2 separate regions of the Homo sapiens genome follow, and region 1 is linked to region 2. Evidence: chromatin contacts called from ENCODE Hi-C or POLR2A ChIA-PET data. All regions are on one chromosome and are shown on one strand. The core of a region is the stretch at or near the end of the contact, and the rest is flanking DNA. Distances in the headings are between cores, read along the strand shown. Region 1 overlaps LCLAT1 (lysocardiolipin acyltransferase 1). Region 2 has its middle 120 kb from the start of CAPN13.

Evidence for each region. A loop is a pair of places that touch in the nucleus more often than their neighbours do. ChIA-PET counts read pairs that join two places held with the same protein, here RNA polymerase II (POLR2A). Pooled maps may share reads with other maps.
Region 1: a loop to region 2 is called in a map of ascending aorta, with 3 times the contacts of the local background. The contact joins two enhancer-like sites. A Hi-C loop is called at or near these places in 3 of 168 maps with a recorded cell type or tissue (PC-3, ascending aorta and heart right ventricle) and 5 of 50 pooled maps. POLR2A ChIA-PET finds 5 or more read pairs at or near these places in 3 of 52 experiments (AG04450, H1 and naive thymus-derived CD8-positive, alpha-beta T cell).

What each region holds. Positions count from the first base shown.
Region 1 is chr2:30,563,798-30,568,530 of GRCh38, reverse strand. LCLAT1 (lysocardiolipin acyltransferase 1) reads right to left here. Exons shown (of 6, transcript NM_001002257.3): 5 at 355-471. Among named protein-coding and RNA genes, the nearest start is that of LCLAT1, 120 kb to the right of the region's middle. Within about 2 kb of position 2,575, at least 6 of the 41 ENCODE cell types and tissues checked have a DNase peak (open chromatin) inside an H3K27ac peak, as active enhancers do; they include heart right ventricle, where a contact is called at or near this core.
Region 2 is chr2:30,687,077-30,691,903 of GRCh38, reverse strand. No RefSeq gene overlaps it. Among named protein-coding and RNA genes, the nearest start is that of CAPN13, 120 kb to the left of the region's middle. Within about 2 kb of position 2,868, at least 11 of the 41 ENCODE cell types and tissues checked have a DNase peak (open chromatin) inside an H3K27ac peak, as active enhancers do; they include heart right ventricle, where a contact is called at or near this core.

The sequences.
Region 1 (4,733 bases), core at 1,326-3,825, 120 kb after region 2:
ATCTCAAAAAAAAAAAAAAAAAAAAGAAAGAAAGACATTTTTGCCACTTGGAGAAATATCCTAAAATGGAATTATAGCCTAACTCTCTATATACAAACATATATATATATGTAATATAGAGTTATGTCTGTTCCAAAAAAGGGGAAAGAATTTTTTACAGAGATCTCTTCTATATCTCTAACAAATACATGGCAAAACATTTTAGTACATAGGCCAACTTGGAATAAAAATACAATATCTCATTTCTTGAGACAAAGTAGTAAAAAATCCTTTACAAACTCTAAAGGGCTATATATAAAGCTTAGCAATTTTTGCCACTTTTATTAAAAAGTACATTTTGAAATGGGTGCTTACCTTCTCTTAGACGGTCTACCACAAAAGTAAAGCCTGTAGTTCTTGGATGTAAAACATATTCATATTTCTGAAGTCCATTTTTTTCAGCAAATGCATTACTTCGAGACTTGCTGTTTTCTAAACAAAACAATGGACCATTATAAATCATAAACTAAAGGGAAATAAACAAGGTAAGGAAAGAAGTGCAGAATTTTTTTTGATAAAAAATAGCTGTTAATTATTCTCTAATTACTGAATACTGAGTCAAATGAGAAGATACAAACATTGCAGATGGTCCATTATCAAGATCCCAGACCTACTTATGTAACCAGACCCAGGTTTGGCTATTTGCTGCTCGAAAGCCAAACACAAGAGGCCAAGTTTGGTGGGAGGGAAAGCAGGTTTTAAACAGAGAGCCAGCAAACTGAGAAGATAGTGAACTAGTGTTCTAAAGTCCCATCTTAAGTTTTAAAATTTATCATAGTGTTTTTAAAAGGAAACTTGCTGTAGGAGATGTTTGAATGGCACAGGGTCTGTGTGTCTTGTTCTGATGGCTGTCTCGGGTAACTGCCCATCCGGAGGTCCACTTGGCATTACTTTGACTTTAGCCTGATGGTAGTGGACTAACTGTTCATGACTCCCCCAAGTGGGAGGGTTCCACAGGGCCTCCATGCCTGGTTTGTTTCAAAATTAGCCCCTGGAATTTCTAAGCAAGCATATAGTAGATAAGCATACATGGTGCAAGGAAGTGTCTAGTGGAAACAGAAGGAAAACAGAGTTTCAAAGTACACTTCGAGGCTATATTCTAAGACTAAAGAAAAAAAGTGTTAAAATGCATTTCAAAGCTGAGATGCTCGGTTATACTTACTGAAATTAAAAAAAATTATAACAAAGGCATAAATCGATTTTTATACATTTTCTGAAATTCATATTCATATCTTTTAATTTGTTTAAAAGATTTCATGAAAGTCAACATTCAATGAAAATTAAAATGCTAATAACTAAATTTTTTTATAAAACAATCCCTATATAACAAAATTGAAATATTAAAATATAAAATGCTAATAAAATAAAACTAAGACACTAACAAAATACAATGACCTAGACATCCAGAAGAAATAACTAGCAATCAAATATATCAGATCAACATTCTTTAAAATCCAATAATTTAGGCCTTCAATGTGAACTGAAATATCTGCCTTGCTCAGGCACAGAGTATGTTAATATTACTAACCCAAACCGCTCCATAACAAAATGGGCACATGATTAGCACATCATGTACAAATATCTGAACATGGTTTGGCTGAATATAGTTACGGAGTCAAGTACATGTTCCAGTTGTTGGCAAAACCTTCTTTTTCCATTCCATGAGGTAACTTTACAAGTTCCAAGAAGAACCAAACCCATTATTCAGCAAATACATTTGGAAAAAGTAAAGTGTTCAGAAATTTGGCCTCAACTGCTGGGAGAGATCATGAAATACTTTCTGATGACAGCAGATGTTAGAACCCGCAATCCTCAGCTGCATTCCGAAATTGATAAACTATTATTCCAAGTCACAAGAAAAATATCTATATCGACACAACTTTACTAGGAGTAAATTTAAGATCACGGAGTCCTCAAAGTCTCCAAAAACCATAGACGACTTCCACAACACTGAAATATTCAAAGAACACTCCTATAGAAGGTGTTACATCATTTTATGATAAAGGAATTGAGCCGGGCAAGTCAAAAGTAAAGGCCCTACACATGAAGAGTAGTAAGTTCCTCTCATATTCATTTGAGGATATCCTGGGCATGGGGCTACAAAACAATATTTATATTATAGACAGCTGACAGGACCTTAAATGGGATTAGGAATCCCATAGACACCACAAAGATGAGTAGTAACTACCCTTTAGTTTGGTCTTTCAGTTTATAAAACTCTGGGGATTCTGAAAGCAAAACTGAACTGTTGTAGAATGTGAGTACAAGTATAAACAGCTCTAAAACAAACAGTCACAATGTGGGACGGTAAAAATGATCAGAAATACAGAGAGATTAGAGATGTAGACTTTTCCATCTACCCCCTACTTCATCTACTCATCCCCAGACTCTGTTATTGCACTAGCATCCCACTTTCTGACCACAGCCTCCTGTCTTGTCACGTTACTCCCTGTAATTCTCCCACTCCTACACTCCTTCCGCCCATGGGACTACTAGCAGCTATTCTCAAACCAGCTGGGCATGTTCCCACCTCAGGATCGGTGCAGTTGCTGCTCCTCCCTTCACCCAGAATGCCTTTCACCCATACAGCTGCACGCTTTTCTGCTTTGTTCATTTAGTCCCTACTTAAACAGAAACTTAACAGAGAGGCTTTCCCTAACCACCTTAAACAAAACAGCACCCTACACCCCTTCTATGACTCTCTCTCTCTCCTTATCCTGCCTTATTTTTCTGCATAGCACTTATGACTGACATATTTTTATTAACTTATTAGTTTATCATCTGTCTTTCCTCACAGAACGTAAACTTCGTGAGAGTAGGGATAAAGATCCAGGCACTCATATATGTATTAAAAAGAATAAGTTTTATGTATATAGGTGTTATGTTATATGCAATAACATAATTGTTAGAATCTTTCCAAATCAGGGAAATGGAACTCAAAATTATCACATACTAATTGTGATGGCTAATTTTATATGTCAACTTTAATAGGCCACGATACTCAGGTATCTCATCAAATATTATTCTAGATGTTTCTGGGAAGGTATTTTTTAGAAGAGACTAATATTTAAATTAGTAGACTGAGTACAGCAGATGACCCTCCACAATGGGAGTAGGCCCCATCAAATCAGGTGAATGAAGACCTTAACAGAAAAAGACAGAAGTGCCCTCCTCTCCCCAACAAGGAAGAAAGAATTCTGCCTCTAGACTGCCTTTGGCCTTGAACTTCGACTACTTCCCGGGATCTCCACTCTGCCACCCTACCCTACAGATCGTGGACTTACCAAACCTCCACAACTGTAAGAGCCAATTCCTTAAAATAAATCTCAACCTCTTTCTATATATACACATCCTACTGGTTCTCTTTCTCTAGAGAACCCTAACTAATATGCCAATACAATATAGAACTCCCTAACCCAAGAATAACGAAGACATATGTATGGGTGCACATATGTCTGTGTGTGACCAAAATGACTCAAAAGAAATGGACCAAAATTAAAATAGTGTTCACTTATGGGCAGTGGGATTATAGCAAGTTTTGTGCATACTTCTATGTTTCCAAATTTTCCCAAATTAACATATATTGCTTCCATTAAAAAGTTATAACCAACAATAAAATATGAAGATAGAATATATGTAAAGTTAGATTTAAATGCACTAATTTAAATGTACATGCAAGCTAGATTCAGGACTTAAATTATAAAACAGTCTCACTGGGCTGAAAAACCCAGTTTAAGGTTAAGTATGGTAGTAACTAAACACCTTTTAATTAACAGATACTTTTTCCAAACTGGAGATATTTTGTTAGCCTATTTTTTAAAATGATTTTTTACCAACTCAATAAAATTATCTGTATTCTACTGTTAAAAAAATGTTTAAAACTTCAGGATCAGTCTGTTTTTTCTCCTTGGCAAAGTCTAGCTTCAAAGGTAAACATCATTTGCATTTAAAATATATATGCAACTACATCATGTAATGGTGAGCACTATGGACTCCAAAATTATGCAACTAGATGGAGAGTTCATCACCTACAAAAAGAAACCTGAGAACAAATACAGAATGAAAAAAGTTTTACATATACATTTTATGACTCTGAAGGTCTAATGTATGAACATATTAACACTAATGTAGCAGTAACATATGACCTTTCTTTCATTAGTTTTTATTTACCAAATAACTTTCAAAGTTGGCATTCTTTGGTGTACATTTTCGCATTCACAAATATAAACCTATCATTTCAGTGAATGGCTTTCTATACTCTATATTTATTAAATAAAGCTGATATTTCAATATCAAAATTTAGGTATTATACATTCTAAATATTATAAAATTTAAATATGGCCACCTGTCACTTATAATTTCCTAATGATAATTTAGTTCTGGAAATCAACTTACAACTTACAATAATATATTTTCAAGCTTCAACAAGCAGCCATTATTATCCTCAGTATTATCCTCTGTGATCCAACCACTTCTAGAATCTCAACTGTAAAAAATCAAAAATATACTACACAGTTGGCATACATTTTAGAGATCTGACTAGTATAAAAAAAGTGCCACCGTTCATTTAGCTCAGTTCCATCTGCAATAGATGTGTCAAAGATCCCTTCATTGCTACCTATAGTAAATCCTAAAATACCTTAATTTCCCTTAACAACCTATTATGGCTCAGTCACCTATTCACTTGCTTAAAT
Region 2 (4,827 bases), core at 1,619-4,118:
TCTGAGTGGGGGCTGTGGTGGGGTGGTGGGTCAGCTTCTGTGAATGAAGCCCATGGCTCTCCAGATCTCCACATCCCCCAGTGTGGCCTGGGCCTGTTGTTGCCTCAGCACTGGAGAGGGAGGAGGGCTGAGAGAGCCTCTCTTCTTCCACAGTTTGAGCTGCCCCCTCACCAGCTGTCTGGTCCCCTGTTTCCCTTGGGCTGAAGCTAGGTGGAGAAAAGGACACTCCAATTGAGCCCCTACAGGCAGGAAAGCCACACAGGTAGAGTGACCACATACTTTCCTGCCTAGAACCTCCATGGACATCTCCTGCCCAGCTTCCCAGCCTCCTCTGTCACAACTCCTTCCATTTCCCATGAGTTCCAGCCATAATGGCCCAGTGGCCACACCCGAAATCATGCACCTCTGTGCCTCTGAAACTGTGCCTCTGTGCCTCTCGAAATGCACCTCCAGGCCTCTGGTCCTTTGCACATGCTCCACCTCTGCTTCTGCCATCTTTCCTTTGCTCCTCCCCCTCAGGGGGCCTAGCCATCCCTCACGCCCAACTCAGACAGCTCTGTGTGGTGCCCCTCTTGCACCCCCAATGTGATTACTGCTCCTTCCTCAGTATCCCCAAAGGGTGTACACAGCTCTTCCCTGACATGCAGGGCATTGGCAGAAGTGTGGTCTCTGTGAGCCTGTCTCTCCCCGGGATCGTGAGCATCGTGAGGGTGGGAAGCAGGTCTTATTTTTGGAAACCCTAAGGACTGCCACGAAGCTGGACTAAAGGAGGTGTTCAGGAGGGGTTCACTGCCTTTATGAGGCACCAGCTGTGTACAATGTGCTGCCCAAAGCATTAATGTTCTGGTGTTTTAGCAACTTTATAAACCAGGTGGAAAAACAAGATACCCACCCTGCCTGGCAGGAGAGGCTCTCACTAAATTGAACCAACAAATAAGCAAGATACAAAGAAACAGAAGAGCAATGAAAGCAAGCGTAGTTTATACCGGGGGTCTCCAGAGTGGGGCATGTCCACCAAATTCATTTGTTCCCAATGCAGGATCAAAATGTGGATGCTCTGTTTACATTTATTTATATCCTTTCACTTTTCCATGCTTTTCTTTTTTAAAAGTTTTAATGTGTATAATACACAGATCTGTACAGTAATTTACGTCAAATAATTTGTAAATGAATACAATATACATTTAACAGGGGGCAAGCTGAAAGATGTTTTAGTCATATAACTTTGGAATAAATTGGGTTTAAACTGTGCTAAGTGAGAGCCCTGTAGTAGGGGGAGCATCAGAAATGCTTCCTGGTGACGTGGGCACCTCCCAGCCCCATTCCCCCCTCATTAAGGACATGGACCCTCAGGGTCTGAGTTTCTGCCCAGATGACAGGCCCTTTCCATCCACTACCTGTGGCTCAGCCCCTGCCACCTGGTGCCATCATCTTCCCAAGCCAAGGCAATGATCCAGGGACACCTTCTCCCGAATAGGGTACTTGGCCTGCCCTGCTCCCTCCTAGGGCCTCACCTCTGCCTGCAGGAAGGAGGGGTGGCTGGAATGGGCCGCTGCTGAAGCCAACCTGGGAGAACAGTTCCGACGTGGGGAATGTGGATGGAATTATTTTCTTCAGATTTCCCAACAAAAATAACTTGGAATTTATGTCCTTGGACATGCTGTTCCATGTTTCTGCTCAAATTCCTCCCACTGCTGCCTAGGAGCCTTTAGATTTGCAAACAGCCCGGTCTTGGCATTTGGAGGTCAGAGCCATCCATCTTTATTTTAACAGGGATTCTTTAAGTTCCCACTGAGCACCAGGCCTGAGGCTGGGCCTTGGGGATTCCAGATGAACTCAGCACAGAAGGGGAGAGGGGCAGGGACCTCTTATTTGTGATTTTATTGTTATCTTTGTGCTGGGCACTTAGTAAGAGATGAAGGCCTCCTGCCAACCTTTGAGGGACAGATGATCATTTTCCCATTTTACCAATGAGGAAATCAGGATCTGGCAGGCTGAATGTCTGTCCTCTCCCCACCCCGTCACCAGGAGGGATGAGGGATCCCACCAGAGAGGCTGTAAGGCACTGACTGATCAGGCCACAGGAGAGGTGACAAAGGCTGATATTTGGCTCTGGCCTGACCCACTGGGACCCGGCTTCCAGCTCCTCACCTGGCGATGAGGCAGGAGGGTCACATGTCCCCTGAGGTCTCTGCCAGCCCTGACCTTCTTGGCTCTGTCTGGGCTCATCCGACCCTACCCTGCCTTCTCCATTTTCCAGTCTGAGCCAGGAGCCCTTCAAACGGTGGGCCACCCAACAGGGACCTGGCACCACTGTGTGGTGTCTGAGAAATTGCAAACAATGATGACAGGCAGTTTCCTTCCTGAGAAGTAGGGAGGCACACGAGCCTTGTTCTCCTCTGTGCCCATTCCACCATAGGTGCAGGGGAAAAGTGTCACCCTTTCCTTGGTCTCATAGCCTCTGGGGCATTCTGTGAATGAGTCTGAAAACAAGCCATTGCAGGGAGGGAAAAATAAGCTGCTTACCCCAGAATGGCTCTCTGAAGCTCTGCCGGCCACCTCCTCCCAGGCCTTTGCAACAGAGACACCCTCCTCTGTTGACAGGGTAGGTCACCCTAGGAATCAGGCAGTTCTCTCTTAGGTGTCAGCTTGCAGCACTCCCATGAGGACAGGCTGGGTCAGGAGCCCACCCTCTGCTCTGATGAACTCCCACAGACCCAGGATGGAAAGGCCACAGACTCCCTTTTGCAGCTTTCCCTGGTGGAGGGACAGGTTGAGGGACAGGCTCCAGGCCAGAGGCACTCGGCTTCCATCCAGGGAGAAAAGCTGTGCAGACACGTTTCCCTCGCTAGTCACTAGGACTGAGAGCAGGGAATGAGTGAAGCTGGGACCAGCCAGGCCATGGTGCCAGCTGTGCCTGAAGCAAATACTAACAACAGCTATAATTAGCAGTAATGACCCGAATGGCTAGCATACTGTGCTGATGGATTTACAACAGGGGCGGTGGGGCTGTGGAGAGAATTCGAAGGGTCTGTGAACTTGAATGGGGAAAAAATTTATATCCTTATTTTCACTAACCTTCCACTGAAATTGAGTATCTCCTGCTCTTCTGAATGTAGTCAACAGGCCTCAGACATTTTAGCAGCATCTGCGACTTGCCAGTAGAAATCAAAGTTACATTTCATATCACTGCATTTGTTACGATATCTGAAATTATTGTTTAAGCTAATCACTGCTTCAGAATTATGGGGGTTGCGAGATCTGTCACTAGATCTTGTTTGTCGTGTTAACAAGAATCTGTGATGTGATATCAAAAATTTTAGCTTCTATAAAAATATTGTGATAACTGTATTTCAATGTAATTGGTGTTATCCTATGTCTTCTGTTTCATGCATTTAAAAATATAGCTCTGAGGAGGGATTCAAAGCTTCACCAGGCTGCCTTAACGAGGAAGAGAGGGGCTGCTCTACTGGCATAACCTTGAACAATGCTCCCAACCAGCCAGTGTGGGGGCAGGGCTGGAAGGACCTAGGTTGGCCTGCATACATTTTGGGGGTGCAGATCCCTTTGTTCAAAAAAAGTTTTTCAGGGGCTGGGCGCGGTGGCTCACACCTGTAATCCCAGCACTTTGGGAGGCTGAGGCAGGTGGATCACTTGAGGTCTGGAGTTTGAGACTAGCCTGGCCAACATGGTGAAACCCCATCCCTACTAAAAATACAAAATTTTGCCGGGCCTGGTGGCATACACCTGTAGTCCCAGCTACTCAGGAGGCTGAAGCAGGAGAATCACTTGAACCTGGGAGGCAGAGATTGCAGTGAGCCAAGATCGCAGCACTGCACTCCAGCCTGGGTGACAGAGTGAGACTCCGTTTCCAAAAAAAAAAAAAAAAAAAAAAAAAAGAGTGTTTCAGGAAGGCCAGCGTGACATCATATAAAGGTGGGACTGCTCTGGTAGAATTTGGGGGCAGGGGGTCCTTGGAGCTTCCTTACCCTGCCTACCGAGCCCTTTCATTAGATGCCGTCCTGCTCTTCCCCGCTTCCAAAAAAGCTCCATGGACTTCCTCAGTTTCCACAGAGCACATTTGCAAATCATGGACCTAATGCAGCCCCTGTCCAGGACCACCTCGTTGGTGGCATAACTTCCTATACAGCCCTGCCCATCGGAAGTCCAGGATGCCCTGGTTCTAGGCCCACAAGGCCTCAAGCTTGACTGTAGGCAGATCTGGGGTAGAATTTGGGGGATGTCATTTATGATCCCAGAATGAGTCCTCCCATGCATTCCTGAAAAAGACCAGGAGAAGGCTGGGCGCAGTGGCTCATGCCTATAATCCCAGCACTTTGGGAGGCCAAGGCAGGCAGATCACAAGGTCAGGAGATCAAGACCATCCTGCCCAACAGGGTGAAACCCCATCTCTACTAAAAATACAAAAGTTAGCCAGGCGTGGTGGTGGGCGCCTGTAGTCCCAGCTACTCAGGAGGCTGAGGCAGGACAATCACTTGAACCAGGGAGGCGGAGGTTGCAATAAACCGAGATTGCACCACTGTACTCCAGCCTGGGCGAAAAGAGCAAAAACTCCATCTCGAAAAAAGAAAAAGACCAGGAGAGAGAGGGGTTCCTAGCCCAGAGGGCTCTCACCAGCAGCTCAGGAGTTAAAAACATGGGCTTAGAAAGCTCTAAGTTCAAATACTTTTCCACCGCTTACTAGTGGTGTGTGCCGTCCAGCCTCCACTTTCACCTGGTAATTAGGAATAATACAATTTCCCACATTTAAAGGTTGTTTTGAGTTAAACGAAAAAATGCATGTAAAGAGCTTAGCCTGACCCAGCA